Linked DNA regions of Homo sapiens: region 1 is linked to region 2. A link is an interaction called in ENCODE POLR2A ChIA-PET data of the cell type or tissue named here. Cell type or tissue: OCI-LY7. All regions are shown on one strand. Links, peaks and the distances in the headings refer to the core of each region. The heading gives the core; the rest is flanking DNA.

Region 1 (2,921 bases), core at 118-2,617, 130 kb after region 2:
TTTTTCAGGGTAGAAGAATGACTCAGTAATGAGAAAAAGGGGAAATTATGTTAAGTCTTTCTTCTTTTCATTCCTCCCCTATTCTGGATCCAGGGGTAGTACCACACACTTCCCCAAGCAGCATTTCTGATAACTTAGAATATCCTTATGAAGCCATCTCTAAAAAAATAATAGGTTTCTTTCCATTCGTTCTCTGAAATAGCCTCCTTTAAGTCTAGAGTGCCTGCAGCTGAACAAGCAGCTACCAGTGCAGTAGGACTTGTTGCTAGGGGGAGTTGCCCTTATCACTTCTCATCTAAACTCGGTGGGTTATGTGGAAAAAACGGCATGTGCTTAACTTCAGATTTTAAAGTCTTTTAACTTTGCAGTTGAGTGCCTTCAATTGAATTTCTTAATTAACTTTTAAGTTATGACTGTCTCTTATTCCCTCCTTACCTATATTGAAGGAGCCAATCAGTAAATACCTAAGTCCTGCCTGCCCGCCGTGAAGCAAGGAAAATGTACTTGCTAATGATTGAATTAATTCTCACACTTTAGTTAATATTGACCAATATTTCTTGGATTTTATTTCCAAAATGACTTTCTTTTTTTCTTGAAATACTGTTTTAAAAGTAGCTTTAAAATGTATCCTCCATGTAAGTATAACAAAACAGAGTGATTTATTCACAGCTACTTGTTTCAATAATGCAGATGTTCAGGGCTACAGTACTCAAATAGTGAGACTCAGGGAAGGGAGAGGAATTGGCTGAATTAATTTAAAAGAAAATCTGGCCGAGCACTGTGGATCACACCTGTAATCCCAGCACTTTGGGAGGCTGAGGCAGGTGGATCACGAGGTCAGGAGTTTGAGACCATCCTGGACAACATGGTGAAAGCCCATCTCTACTAAAAATGCAGAAATTAGCTGGGCATGGTGGCACATGCCTGTAATCCCAGCTACTCAGGAGGCTGAGGCAGGAGAATCCCTTGACCCAGGGAGTAGGAGGTTGCAGTGAGCTGAGATCGCGCCACAGCACTCTAGCCTGGTGACAGAGAGAGACTCCGTCTCAAAAAAAAAAAAAAAAAAAAAAATCTGTAGATGGGGATTGTTTAGAGAGCTGCTGGTAGACATAACCTTTCATTATTTTTAGAGTTTCAATTTGTAGCCGATTTGGTATTTTGAGACTTTCAGTTCATCTTCACTTACACCACTTTCATTAAAACTTCAGAAACAGAAATAGCCACAGGCAAACACTTTGAAGCATGCATCTTCCTTTTCTTATTTCTTACTAAGATATCTAAATTCAGACATTTGACCAGTAACATTGCAAAGATGATTCATATGTGTTACAAACTTAGAAAAGTCATTAGGAACATACTCAGATTTTGCTGTAAACATGTTTTGTTATAAAAGTGATGTGGGTGATTTTGCTTCTGCAGTTGAATGCAGTGAGTGGTTACTGTCAGAAACACAAAATACAGATTGTGACTGGTTAACAATCAGCCGATAAAAAAAGTAGCTTAGTTAACTGAAATTACATTAATTGGAGAATGAATCTAAGAAACCATAGAAGGAGCAGGACAACCCAATTTCCAGCATTATTCTGGTTTATCTTTTTCTCTGAGTGGTGAAAACAAAATACGTCGTAGGCTCAAATCTATTACAGTTTGTTTATTGTCAAGTCTTCATATGGTCCTCCATTATTTTGTTATTCTAGGCTTGCAAATTTTCAAAAACAATAAGGTATGTGAAAGTTTTATTTAAGTTAACAAATGTATAGCTTCTGCCTAACTTTTTTTTTTAATTATACTTTAAGTTTTAGGGTACATGTGCACATTGTGCAGGTTAGTTACATATGTATACATGTGCCATGCTGGTGTGCTGCACCCATTAACTGGTCATTTAGCATTAGGTATATCTCCTAATGCTATCCCTCCCCCCTTCCCCCACCCCACAACAGTCCCCAGAGTGTGATGTTCCCCTTCCTGTGTCCATGTGTTCTCATTGTTGAATTCCCACCTATGAGTGAGAGCATGCGGTGTTTGGTTTTTTGTCCTTGTGATAGTTTACTGAGAATGATGATTTCCAATTTCATCCATGTCCCTACAAAGGACATGAACTCATCATTTTTTATGGCTGCATAGAATTCCATGGTGTATATGTGCCACATTTTCTTAATCCAGTCTATCCTTATTGGACATTTGGGTTGGTTCCAAGTCTTTGCTATTGTGAATAGTGCAGCAGTAAACATACGTGTGCATGTGTCTTTATAGCAGCATGATTTGTAGTCCTTTGGGTATATACCCAGTAATGGGTTGGTTGGTCAAGTGGTATTTCTACTTCTAGATCCCTGAGGAATCGCCACACTGACTTCCACAAGGGTTGAACTAGTTTACAGTCCCACCAACAGTGTAAAAGTGTTCCTATTTCTCCACATCCTCTCCAGCACCTGTTGTTTCCTGACTTTCTAATGATTGCCATTCTAACTGGTGTGAGATGGTATTTCATTGTGGTTTTGATTTGCATTTCTCTGATGGCCAGTGATGGTGAGCATTTTTTCATGTGTTTTTTGGCTGCATAAATGTCTTCTTTTGAGAAGTGTCTGTTGATATCCTTCACCCACTTTTTGATGGGGTTGTTTGTTTTTTTATTGTAAATTTGTTTGAGTTCATTGTAGATTTTGGATATTATCCCTTTGTCAGATGAGTTCGTTGCGAAAATTTTCTCCCATTTTGTAGGTTGCCTTTTCACTCTGATGGTAGTTTCTTTTGCTGTGCAGAAGCTCTTTAGTTTAATTAGATCCCATTTGTCAATTTTGTCTTTTTTTGCCATTGCTTTTGGTGTTTTAGACATGAAGTCCTTGCCCATGCCTATGTCCTGAATGGTATTGCCTAGGTTTTCTTCTAGGGTTTTTATGGTTTTAGGTCTAACGTTTAAGTCT
Region 2 (2,921 bases), core at 313-2,812:
AAGTGTTTCATTAGCTTTAGAGGCTGAAGCATTCTGCGTGCTTTATAGCATACAGTAAGGGGTATTCTCCCTCACAGCTTGCAATGTAACTTTGGATTATAGGGTACTCTTTATATAATCTGAAATATATCTTTCAGTCTCTGTGTCAGTTGCCACAGAAAAAAATAAAGATGCTATCACTAACATAATTTTGTTATTACAAATATGATTATTATATAATTACATATTTTTGTAATTATCAAATTTGTATACATTCAAATGTAATAAGATCCCACTAAACATACTAAAATATATTATGGTAATCATTAATTTAAAACTCCTAGAAAGATTCTAACAAAATAACTAGCCTATGTTAAGTCACTCTCTTCGAAAAGATGACTTATAGGAACATTTTAAGTTTATCAAAGACACTTTTTCCCAGGATAACATTGATCTTAGCTGAATCTGCACATGAAAAGCTCAGCAGTTAGGGAATAAGAAATCCACAAGTCCTGGATGAAGAAATGAGTAGCATAATGATCTGATGTACATGGGCCCAGTCTAGGGAAGCTGGTGAAGCAGCTAACACTAGAAGGGAGGCTATCACAGAGGAGATGGCTAAGTTTACATCTCTATCTGTATCTATTCCTCTATTATCAGCTATAAAAATGAGAAGTATTACCAGTAAGGAAAGGCAAGTTTTGGGTAACTTGAAAAAGATCTCAAAGAAATAAAGAAAAATAAGGATTATTGAGTGCCCTCTGTTCCTTTGACACTTGATCCTCCCGTTTCCTGCAAGTCACATGACAATGAGCAAGTTTGGTTTTACTAACTGAAAGATTGTAACTAACTTCTGTAAGACTGCAGGAAGAAGCTAGAAAGTGGCTGGGCTGGCATTCTCACCAGGTCTCCCCTTTCGCCGCCTGCTCCAGCAGAAGGAATGTGGTGGCAATAACCAATGGAGCCTGTGAGTGACATGTTTGCCTGGCCACAGTGAGGCTGTTGGCTTGTTGGTTGGGGGAGAAGGCAGTTGGAGAAGATGAAGTGGGGTGGAAATAAATGTGGGTTAAAAGAAGGAAAAATTGATAAAGGTCTTAGAACTCAGCAGCAGCTGAGTGAAATATGAAATAGAGGGTAGCAAGCTAGTCCCCACATTGCCATATTGTTCTAATTCTTACCTGTGCATAATATTATTTGTTCAAAGCCTCTAGTTGCCTATTTCAGACAGACGCTTCGTCACCAGGATCATTCCTTATGACTTCTCTAACCTAATGGAAGTGGAAGTCACTAGCAGTGGCCTCAAGGCAGTCGGTGAAAGTGACTGAATAGGTGAACATGCTTGCTCTATCTCCAACTCAAAAGACACCTGGCTAAGGTCCGTTGGGCTTCTGTTGACCATATTTACAGTAAAAAAAAAAAAAAAAAGAAAGAAAACAGAAACAAAAACAAAAACAAAACTTTCCTAAAGCTGTGTATTTAATTAAGTGGGTTTGAATGTCCCTCAAGATAAAGAGTTGAAGTATATGAAACATACATAGTCCAACTCAAACTCTAAATATGTTATTTCCTTGATTCAAATGTAAAAGCTCAGTTTTAGATACTGATAGATTTTCCAATGCACAAAGATGCATTTTTGTACCCCTATTCATTTATTTATAGTTTTAATAGATAGTAAATAAATCACACCTTTTTTGTTAAAGAAAAGAAAGTTTTTTAAAAAGCTGGAGTCAAAGTGGTCATTATACCCAAAATTGCTCCTCACTATTTCAAGCTAGACACAAAGTATCCTACTTATATATGAAGACCACACATTCAACTGGATAACATACAACTACTAATTGAAATGTGGGAATCAGATATGTATGGTAAAAATTTAAGAATGTAGAAGTTGGCACTTACAATGTTATTGGTAGTACACAAATTAAAGTTCCGAAGAGCTCAGGGAGGTCTAGAGATAGAAAAAGTACCCAGGTCATCCCATTTGTCAATTCTGGTGATGAATAAAACAAAGGAAGTCATAAAAACGCAGAATAAGGGATGTGATTTGGTTATGGTGAATAATCATTTCCAAAGCAAATGTTGTCCCATCTGAATCACATAGCCCATCCTATTGGCCATCAAATTCTTCTCAACCTTCTTTCCCTCTTCTGCACTCTAACAAAGAGACTACGGTGGAGTTTATAGAAGCTTCTACAACGTGGTTTTGTTGTATATAGATGTGTATGTATGTCTATGAATATGTCTCCCCCCTATCTAGTTTTAGAAACCGGTATTCCTAAGTTATGGCTTTATTTTCTTCACTATTGATGTTCTTGGAAGAGTAAAATTGCTAGTTCATTCTCATTAGTCACTGTTTTTTCATTTCTCTTTCAATTCTCTGAAGCTCTTCTGAATGTCAAAAACATGAGGGCTCCATTTTAGTATCCCTAGTTGTTGATTGCCTGTGTCTCGTGACGTTTATTGTGACAGGTATACCATGACTTAGTTTACATCGCTGGTGTTTAACTTCCACCTGTGTTCCATTCATTCAACAAATTTGACAGCAGTATTTATTGACTGCCTTTAATGTGTCAGACACTGTTTCAGTTGAGTGATATAATCAGAATCCTTACTCCAGTACAAAAAAAAAAGGACATGCTAATTACTCTCAGAGAACCTAGGATCAACTTACATGACTAGACACTAATAAAGAACCACACAAATGAATATAAAACTATATTTGTGGCAAGTGCCACAAAAGAGAAGAATGTGGTGCTATGAACACATAAACCCTTCTTCTCAGGGAGGTCAAAAACCACTTCTGTGAGAAAGGTAATGTTTCAGCCTTGTTTGCTTCTCAGTTATTTGATAAACTTGTGAATCACTTTATCACCTATAAATGATTTTCTTTTCAGATGACTATTGGAATAGTGAGTAATATATACTATTTTTACTGTCCTTAC

What was found. ChIA-PET counts read pairs that join two places held together with the same protein. Peaks named below come from ENCODE experiments on the same cell type or tissue, not always from the same donor. Only the 100,000 strongest peaks of a DNase experiment are listed, where the experiment ranks them.
Region 1: POLR2A ChIA-PET joins it to region 2 with 14 read pairs; 2 of 35 experiments call an interaction of 5 or more read pairs at or near these places.

The regions. Positions count from the first base shown.
Region 1 is chr4:85,659,747-85,662,667 of GRCh38, forward strand. The region is part of intron 2 of ARHGAP24 (Rho GTPase activating protein 24); the gene reads left to right. Among named protein-coding and RNA genes, the nearest start is that of MIR4451, 61 kb to the right of the region's middle. In OCI-LY7, for the core only: no CTCF peak of the experiment used is centred there; DNase peaks (open chromatin) are centred at 265 and 1,185; H3K4me3 peaks cover 1,677 bases; H3K27ac peaks cover 1,853 bases.
Region 2 is chr4:85,533,541-85,536,461 of GRCh38, forward strand. All of the region lies in intron 1 of ARHGAP24 (Rho GTPase activating protein 24), which reads left to right. Among named protein-coding and RNA genes, the nearest start is that of ARHGAP24, 60 kb to the left of the region's middle. In OCI-LY7, for the core only: no CTCF peak of the experiment used is centred there; no DNase peak of the experiment used is centred there.